Linked DNA regions of Mus musculus: region 1 is linked to region 2. A link is a loop called in an ENCODE intact Hi-C map of the cell type or tissue named here. Cell type or tissue: heart. All regions are shown on one strand.

What was found. Peaks named below come from ENCODE experiments on the same cell type or tissue, not always from the same donor. Only the 100,000 strongest peaks of a DNase experiment are listed, where the experiment ranks them.
Region 1: a loop joins it to region 2, with 2.3 times the contacts of the local background. A loop is called at or near these places in 7 of 42 quality-filtered maps.

The regions. Positions count from the first base shown.
Region 1 is chr4:46,189,632-46,194,631 of GRCm38, reverse strand. Xpa (xeroderma pigmentosum, complementation group A) reads left to right here. Exons shown (of 6, transcript NM_011728.2): 2 at 1,475-1,582. Among named protein-coding and RNA genes, the nearest start is that of Xpa, 4.2 kb to the left of the region's middle. In heart, a CTCF peak has its summit at 2,394 (motif pointing right); no DNase peak of the experiment used is centred here.
Region 2 is chr4:46,135,433-46,140,432 of GRCm38, reverse strand. It overlaps Tstd2 (thiosulfate sulfurtransferase (rhodanese)-like domain containing 2), which reads left to right and starts at 1,958. Exons shown (of 10, transcript NM_173033.3): 1 at 1,958-2,053; 2 at 4,839-5,000. The coding sequence starts at 4,882. Ncbp1 (nuclear cap binding protein subunit 1) reads right to left here and starts at 1,922. Exons shown (of 23, transcript NM_001033201.3): 1 at 1,547-1,922. The coding sequence starts at 1,580. In heart, no CTCF peak of the experiment used is centred here; a DNase peak (open chromatin) is centred at 1,962; H3K4me3 peaks cover 3,363 bases; H3K27ac peaks cover 2,121 bases.

The DNA.
Region 1 (5,000 bases), 54 kb before region 2:
TTCCGTATCTCGTTTGAACGCCCTGCCCCTCATTTCACTCACCAGCCTGGGGAGAAAGGGCTTTCTCCTTCAGAGGTTTATACCCTGGTGTGAGTTTTAACCCTTGGGCTTTGGCAGTTTTCCCTTCCGTTTGCCGTTTTCTGTTTGTCACAGGGAATCACTTCTGCTCCTTGCTTCTGCGGCTAGGTCCTCAGGGCGCTTCTTAAAGACACTTCCCAGCTAGGCTTATCCTGTTTGCTCACTTTCAGGTCTAGTTATTCTAATCCTCTTAAAGTGTTTTTTTTTTTTTTTTTTTTTTTTTTTTGACAAGTGTCTAGTATAGAATCCTCGGAGTAAATACTAGTTATCACCACAATCCTTTCTGCTAGAGGCTGTTGTCCCCCTGTCCTCCCAAGCCTTGTGTAGAAAGGAATTGCCAAAGCAGGGTTGGAACCGGCTTAAGGTTCTCCTTTGGCTGCTATCTAGAAACTTGGGATTTGGTGTGTTTCCACTCTTCCGACCTGGCGGTTTACTGTAGCTATATAGTAGGTAGAATGTGATGTGTGCTGTACACCTGGGTAGCTCTCCGGAAGTCGGGCATTTGGGGCTGGAGGATGGGGAAGGAAGCTCCCATATTGGAACTCCTTTAGGTCTGCACTTGCCTGGTGTGTCCTTTGACTTGACTTTTCATTTGTATTTAAAATCCTTCACAAATGATTAGCGAATGTCAGTGAGTTAGGTTCCCAAGTTGTGTGTATTGCTGTAGAAGGTTAATTACAGCCAGGGAAGCAGTTTTGGAAACCTGATTTATAGCCAGTCGATAGCCAGGCTAACTGCAGCCTGGTCTGCAGTTAGCATCTGAAGTTGGGCAGTCGGGAACTGAACCCTCAACCTGTGGGCTCCGACTCCCGGTAGATGGATGGCATCACATTGGAAGTAGAGGGCACCTGGCCAGAATCACTGGAGAAATGCTAGGGGTGTGGTGTCTGTTGAGTAGTGTTGAGTGGTTTGTCCTGGAGCTAAACCTCTGATGTGCTGGGAGCGTTGGGGATTGGTGTAGGTCTGTTATAGCCATAGGAGTGATCTTTGAAGGCCCCATTTCTTTATATACAGCCAAGTGCGTTCCCCCAGGTGCATCCCAGCGTTCTGCGTTGTCTTTGGTTTTTGTTGTGTGCTGTAGTCAGTGTGACAGCCTCAGGAGGCTGTTCTTTACTGTATGGTAGGTTCTTGTGGCTGTTTGTATACATGCTCACACCGCCTGTGAGAGGAAGTGGCATTTTACTTCTTTCTAAGGTGTAGGCTAGTTGGTTTTGTTTTGTTTTTGTTTGTTTGTTTTTGCTGTTGTTAGTTTTGCTTTTGTGCCCTGCTGCACCAGCTGGGACCTTAAGGACAGTCTGAATGAAGCGGTGACATTGTCACCCTTTCCTGTTTCCCCGCAGGAGAGTCTATGGGCTTGCCAGGTTCAGTGGGTGACTCCTTTCTCTGCTTTCTGTAGGCGTGGCCAGTGTAAAAGCAGCTCCCAAAATGATTGACACCAAAGGTGGCTTCATTTTAGAAGAGGAAGAAGAGAAACACGAGATTGGAAACATTGTTCATGAACCAGGTAAAGCATTTAAGTGTTTCCACAAAAGAAGTATGGACATTGGTAATTTGGAGTGACATGAAGAATTCTTTGCTCTTTGATCCATGAGAAGATGCAGGGATGAGGGGAGGGGCTGGAAGGAGTAGAGGGAGGGGAAGCTAATCAGGACGTATTATATGAGAAAAGCCTCTCTCCAATAAAAGGGGGAAAACACAACTATGTGTGTGTGTGTGTGTGTGTGTGTGTGTATGTGTATATATGTATATGAATATATGTGTGTGTATACATATATACATACATATTTATTTGTTTATCAGTTTACAGTGATAACTTTTATTTATGTTCCCTTTTCATGGTAGAACAAATATGCTTACTCATGTAACTTCTTGGACATAGGATAATATGAAGATTAATATTAGGAAGCACTACAAAACATTTTCAGGCAGATTCCCAGTTTCAAACTCTCATCAGTAATATAGGAGAGGGTTGCCGTCTCCACAACTGGCAACAGTTTTCTTAGCAGTCTTTCTGTAGCTGCTGCTCTTATCCTGATGTGAGTCGTAGCGTGCTCCGGAGTTGAACGGCACCTATGAGATACTAATGATGTTGAACATTCTTTTGAGTATTTGCTGCCCATTTTAAATTTTGGATTAATATTTCCATATAATTTTAAATTAAACTATGTAATGGTGATACAAAGCTGTATAAATTTTAGGTACAGGTTTTCTGTCTTCCTTTCTTTCTTTCTTTCTTTCTTTCTTTCTTTCTTTCTTAAAGATTTATTTATTTATTATATGTAAGTACACTGTAGCTGTTTTCAGACTCACCAGAAGAGGGCATCAGATCCCATTACAGATGGCTGTGAGCCACCATGTAGATGAATTGAACTCAAGTCCTCTGGAAGAGCAGTCAATGCTTTTAACTGCTGAGCTATCTCTCCAGCCCCCACATGTAGTTTTATTTTTTATTTTTATTTATTTATTTTATTTTATTTATTATTTATTTTTTTTTTTTGAGACAGGGTTTCTCTGTATTGCCCTGGCTGTCCTGGAACTCACTCTGTACACCAGGCTGGCCTCAGAAATCCACCTGCCTCTGCCTCCCAAGTGCTGGGATTAAAGGCGTGTGCCACCACCGCCCGGCTCACATGTAGTTTTAAATGATGCGCTTCTTGTTGAGATTCCTAAGGGCTTTATTTTCTCGGGTATGTCTGTATTTGTCATTGGCATGGCATTGCATTTATTAAGTATACTCATTAAGGACAACAGGAAGTCAACTCAAGTGTGAACAGGAGGATAGAGATGGGGATCTCTAGTGTGAGCAGGAGGATGGAGAAGGGAAATCTCATTTCAGGGCTTTTTGAATAACAATGTGATATAGCCATCTAATGGCACTTCTGATCAGTTTCTCTTCATCCTAGTACATATTTTGAGGATATCAACAGCCTTGTTCTAAAATATTTTGTTCTCTCTTTTATAGCTCTGCCCTGTTTTATGAAGAACCATTTCTTTTAAGAGCTTGGAGATTAGTGGCGTTAAGGGGCGGCAGGATCTTGACAGACCATGCTTTTGAGTTAGCTAAGGAAGGCAGTGCCCGAAGTGTGTTTCCTACTGTGGCAGTCCTGAGCCAGGCTGGGCAGTAACAGTCATACAGTCATCCTAAGGACTTCCTGGGGGGTAGGGGGGCTTACACTTGCCTGGGGACCATTAGAGGATTAAAGGTTCTTAGTATTGAAGTCTTTAAGAGAAGCCAGCTTCACCTTGCCAGGGGTAGTTCTGTGTGGGGTGCTGGGGGGTACAGGGCTCAGTGATTGTCCCTTAAGAAGTCTGTAATCCAGGAGGTGACACAGCAAGCAGAGGCTCTTGCTCTGGTGACATGTTGGAATGAAAGAAGAGTAATGTCCCCATCTGAGTGAGTTTCGTGTTGACTCTCCTAACATTGCCTTGTTCTCTGTATTGCTTTAACTGCTTAATGTGTTGACGGCCTCTCTCTGTAAATAGACCCCTCCGCCACAGTCCGGGGCCAGTCTTCTTTGTACTTTCAACAGTACCATAATTGGCTGAACAAAAGTCCTCAAAGATGTCCACGTTCTAATTGTCTTGGAGCCTGCGTATATATTACTTTACTTAGAGGAGACTTTGCAGACAGGATTAAAGTTAAAGACCTCGACATGGGGAGATCGCCATCATCCCGGGGACCCCAGTGTGATCAGGGCTTCCCAGGGAGCTGGGCTTGCAGAGGAAGCCAGGGAAGGCATGTAGAAAACTGTTCCTGGTCCTGAAGGTGGGAGTTGAGGGAGGAGTGTGGGTGGCCTCTGGGAATTGGAAAAGTCCCCTGGAATGAACACAGCCCTGCAGACTGCTTGGATTCGACATACTGGGTCTCACTGGCGAGACGACAGATGTAAGGCCAGCATCACCTTACCTGATATGCCCACTGAGAAAAGAATCTTAAACCAGACTAGGATAGAGGGGGTCTCAGCAAGACAGAGGCTCAGACAACCTTACTCCAAACAATCAGACTTTTTATACCTTTATCAGAAATATAGCGGTAGTTGCCAGGATCAATATGACGGTAGTTTCCAGGATACAGTGATGTTTGTAAGCGATACAGGATTGTGATGGCTATTCCCAGTTGTCAGCTTGACTATATCCGGAATGAATTATAATCCGGAAATGGTGGACACACCTGTGATCCAGATCTTGAGGCTGGAAGACACAGGCTTTTGATCTGGATTTTTAAAAAAACATTTTATTATGTCTGTTACTAGCATTGGTGTTGTGCCTGCATGTATGTCTGTGTGAGAGTGTCAGATCTTGGACAGTTGTGAGTTGCCATGTCGGTGCTGAGAATTGGACTCTGGTCCTCTGAAAGAGCAGTCACTTCTCTTAGCCCCTGAGCCATCTCTTCAGCACCTGATCTGGATATTGAGGCACAGTGGCCATGAAAAGCTTAGGCCCAAGCAAGGTGGTACACACCTTTAATCCCAGCAGACAGGGAGGGGCAAGCAGATTTCTGGGTTCCAGGTCAGCCAGAGACAGAGCAAGTTCCAAGTAAAGAACAGTTAGGTCCAGGTGAGGAGGTCACACCTTTAATCTGGGCCACACCTTCAGCTGGATGCCCACTTAAGACAATGGAAGAAGGAAGACTTCTTTCTTCTTCGCCTGCTTGCATTTACTTTCCAGCACATCTGTTGGATCCTACTTCTTCAGGATTCCAGCTTATAAAGAAAGCCAGGCGAAACACCCAGCCTCGTGGACTGAGCAGAGGCTAGATTGTCGGACTTGCCATTCACAGCCCATTGCTAGGTTAGTTGAACTGTAAGTCATTCCAAGAATATATAGAGACATTCCATAAATTCTGTGGCTCTAGAGAATCCTGACTAAGACAAGGACACACAAGATTAATGTCTAAGGCCACTTGTCCTATCAACCTTCCC
Region 2 (5,000 bases):
GTAAGAGGCTCATCTAAACTCCCCGGTCTCACAACTTCTACCCTCACTTTCTCTCTTCTACCAACAATGACCTCCTTGCTGTCTGTTCTCTAACACGACAGAAATGTTCTAACCTTAACTCACGGTTTCCTTTGGACCTCTGCTTCCTCCAAGCATCCACACGGCTCATCCTCACATCACTGAAGCCATAGGCCATCTGCAAGGAGGCCTTACCTAACCAGCTTCTCTCTCACTTTGGTCTCTACACCCTTTACCTCACATTATTCTCCACAACCCCGTGACCTTATAACGAATTGCACTATACCGCTGTGGGGTTTGTCTTAACCCAGGGGAGGGAGCCTCCACTGTTCTACTGCCTCCTACTCCACTGCAAGCACAGAAGCTAGGAAACTGTTTAGCAAGTCGGCACTCCTGATGTATTAGGACATTCTCTCAGGTACTACTGGCAGAAACCTGGGGCTCCACTATATGGGATTCGCTTGGTTGTCTTAACATTCCAAGGGAGGAAGCTAACCCAATTAAACTTGGGGGAGGGAGGGCTTTTTTTCTCAACGATGTCAGCATTTATCTGTGTGTATCACCTCTGAGACATTAGCAGTTGACAAAATAAACATCATCATGAACTACTGGTGAGCACAATATCTCATTTAGCCCCCCGTAGAAACCAAATGGCTTAGTATTATCCACAGTCCACGCTTAGGTTTAAGAAGTCATATGACCCTGACAAGATCACATAGTAAATAATCGAGATGTCGAGCTTCGAACCTAAACCCTTCGGTTCTAAAGTTTTTTCTTGCCTTAACCCTTTGGACCTAACACTAACAGCTCCAAGTGTGTTCTTGAAAGGCAATAATGGTGCAACAAAACAAAATTTATGGCAACACAACGACGTCCTTGCCGGCGACCATCAAAACTGACATGAGAATTAATAATCTGCTCGGGTTTTCCTGCACTTTCTTATAAGGGAAATATGCTTAAAGCCAATCCAACAAAACACCCCGTGCCTGTTTATTAGTGACCTCTGGGGTGTTGGTATTCTTTTTTTGAAGCCTAAAAGAGGGGAATCAGCGGGTGGCAGGTGGAGGAGAAGGGCTCAGATTGCAATACATCCGACCTCTGTCATAGCTTTGTTCTTTTCCTGTCTTCCCAGGGTCCTTTCCAAGTACACCCTGGAGGGCTAAAAGGAAAACACTGGTCCACTAGATATATCTCCTCCACTAAGTGATCCTAAGAGGCAGCAGCAGACAGACACACGTGCGGTTTCCATGATCAGTAGTGAGGGATTAAGTCCTCAGTGTCGCGGGACCCCAGGTCGGATTTGCTCACGGGATTCACCAGGCCTTCCTTTCCCATGACTGAAGGAGATGGGGTAGCAGGGAGGCCGTCGCTTTCCCGAAGCCACTATCCACAACCGAGCCAGCAGCCTCCCTTTGGGGCTCCCCGAGCCCTCCCGGGGAGAAAGGATTCCTATCCGTTCCCGGGAGACTGAAGGCGAGCCCGGCCTCGGTTCTCACCCGGACGCAGTGGCCAGGCCGAGAGCACTTACCATCGTTCTCGTAGCTGTGCCGCCTCCGCGACATGCTGCTTGCTGGTGCGCAGCCGATCTGAGTTGCTAGCCGCCTGCAACCCCAGAACCGTCGGGCTGCCGGCCGGCCGGTGCGCGGTCAGCGGCGAGGCGCGCGGACTGAGCGGCGCGCAGGCGCACTCGCTTACGACGCCTGCCGGAAGCGCGTGCAGAGGGGCACCGGATGGGCTCCGCAGTGGAAGGCCGGCGTCTGCAAGTCCAATTGCGGCCGCCTCCTCCGGCTTTCCACCCCGGGCCCTTCTGGACAGCGAGCTAAATTATCCGGGCCGCAGCGATCCCGCCTCGGCTTTATACAGGCCCGGCGGGATTTTCCCGGCGGCCCCTGCGCCGACGACTTAGGAGACTTCCGGAGAAAGGTGACGGCTCAGGGACTCTCTGCGCACGCGCGCGCCGGGGGGCGTGGGCTCGAGGGCGGGGAGCAGCGCCAAGTTGGTGAAGGGAGACCCAGGAAAGGCCTAGGGTTTGCGGGTAGGTGTTCTCTCTTTCTCTCTCGCCATCCCGCTGTAGACGCCTCGGGAGACCTGAGCGGGGAGGAGGGCAAGCCACTTTCAGCGGTAGGGAATCCAGGCCCGTCCGGCTGAATCTGCTCACTGTAGTCCTACTGCCTACTTCTCCCAGCTGACGGACGCCCCAGCTACTGATCGGTGTGGTTCCAATTGTTCTATTCCTCTGCACGTGTACAGTATGTGGACGTCCTCTGCCCTGTGATGGACACCAAACTGTCTTGTCCATGGTCTAGCCCAAACTTTTCCTTCAGTCTTACCTGTTACAGTAAATGGCCGTTTCGGTAGTTTGCTTAAATCCAAGAATTTAGGGAGGAGTCATTAGCTCCTTCACTTCCTGTGTTACAGTTTATCCACTAACACTGCCTGCTATACTCTGAGAGCAAGTCTAGTCAAACTTATTTACTATGCTTAAAACTCTTCACAGACTTAAAGCAATATTTTATGTATTTGTAAGTCTGTACATCATCCTGGAACTGGAGTTTCAGACTCTCTGTGAGCAAGGAGGAGAGTGCGCGGGAGCGGGGTGGGGGTGCTGAATCCCGGGTCTTCTGCTAGAGCAGTAAGCACTCTTAACCAGTGAGCCATCTTGCCATCTTTCCGGCTCTACTTCTCTTTGTTTATTTTAAAGATTATCGTTTTTCTATTCTTTTCATTTATTTATTCGTACATGCAAGCAATCCATCTTTCCAGGAATTTCCACTGCGAATTCCAAACTATGGCTTCTTGGGTTCTGTTCCCGTCATTGTGTGTAAACCACCATGTTCTTCTGCTAAAGTCCAGCTTGTTCACATTTTAGGAATCAAGACTTATTTTCTTTATCTGTTGGTCTCTGCTCTGAAATTTACATGACTAACTGTCAGGGACCTACAGAGTTATTTCTCTGACTCCTCAACTCTTGCTTTATTTCATTCAGCAAGTACTATATTGTATTAATTAACATTTGTCACCGTCTGTACATGGGACAACGAGACGGTGTTCAGGATACTGAAGCCCTAAGTGACCCTCTCAGGAATGATCACAGGTACTGTAGTCTGACGGACTTAATAGCAAAGGGCGAGTGGTACAAATTATCACTCATCCTTTGCTATTGAGGACAGATTATCCAGAGTAAGACTTTGGAAGAGTCCTCCAAGAAAGGATTTTAATATATTCTCATCTGGCTCCAGTTGCCTGAAATGAGCCAATTCGAGCCAGATGAGAATATATTAAAAATGGGTTTATTGGGAATCTGCTCTCAGGTGAGTTCACTGACCGCTACCAGGATTGAGACCAGGGAAGTCACTATGGGGATGGGGGTGGAGGAGGGAAGAACACAGGAGCAAAGAAAGAAGGGAAGGAGGCCCAACAAGGAGGCCAAAAGGTCTGGATTGTATAGAGAGGAGCCTCTGGGGGAAGGTTCAGGGTTGGGACAGGGTATACCAGATAGGGACTATGGGATACTGGGAGAACCTGAAGACCATGTCTGCTTTGATATGTAAAATATGCACCTTGGTCCAAGGTTAGAAACCAAACCTTAACCATTACTAAATCAGATAAGAAGTGAGTGTAGTTCAAAGTGGATTGCTGACTTTCAAAGGATGGCAAAGCATTGGGCCTGGTATAGTGGCCCCGAATTCTAGAAGTAGAGGCAAGGGGAATCTTAAATTTAGGATTACTAGAACCTCAAGGCCAGCCCCTACTATATAGCAAGACCCAGACTCAGAAAAATTAATTTAAAAACTAGGGGTTGGCCCAGGCAGCATACACCAGCTGATAGGAGGCCCCAGACACATATATAGCAGAGGACTGTGTGGTCTGGCCTTAGTGAGGGAAGATGCACCTAACCCTCAAGAAACTTGAGGCCCCAGGGAGTGGGGGCATTCTCTTGGGCAGGGGACAGAGAAGGTGTGGGATGAGGAACAGAGGGCAGACTGGAAGGTGGATAAAGACTAGACTGTAAAAAAGATTCAAGAATAAAATTTTCTTAATTTTGTTGGAAAAAAAAAATAGGGGTTGGCAAGATGGCTCTGTGGGCAAACCCCTGCCACTCAAGCCTGACAATACAACGTGTGTTTGATCCCTGGAGCCTGTGCAGATATGGAACTGGCAGGCATCTCGGCACAAGTAGCCACAGAAGTAAATCAAATGTAACAAAGAAGACTGCATTGGTTATAGTGTATCCATTTTGGTAAGATTTGGCCACAGTAGCAATTTGGAAATTTTGGCTCTGAGATTTGAGAACAAAAGAAACAAAGCTACAGAAACACTGGAGTTGGTTGATTTGGGAAGTCCATAGTGCTTTTCTGCTCTCATGTGCTGCCCTGTGTTTTGTTTTCCCCTGGCTTACTTCCTAGTTCATGTTTCTTTGAAGATGAGTGCTATTGCCTCAGAAGGGCTCTTCCTGTGTATGAGGAGCCCTTCCACTTGCCTCCTTACTCCACTCATTTTCCTTTGAAATATTTAAAAAAAAAAAAGAAAAGAAAAGAAAAGTCAACTCAAATCAATGTATCGGCTTACCTTTCCTAGTAGATTGTAAACTTAAGAGGATAGACTTTTTCCTATTGCATTTACTGCTCTATTCCTGGTGTGTAGAAGAGAGCCTGGTAGAGCATAGTTGTCACATAAATACACTGTGGAGTGAGCGAGGGGACGAACGGAGAGCTTGGGGTAGGAGGCTACTGGTCATTTCATGAGTCCATTAGCTTCATGTCTGCTTCAAGAAGTAACCAAAGAGCTGATTGCTATATTCTCTTTTGCTTACGTCTCAGAAGATACTTGTCTGCAAGGAACCTGTCCCACTGATAAAGCCAGATGCCTTCTTCCACTTCACCAGACGAAGAGGATGGCCTGGAGACCTGTGTTTTAAAGGTTTTTGATCTGGATTTAAAAGAATCAAATCTTGTTAATCCCAGCAACAGTCTCAAAGCAGA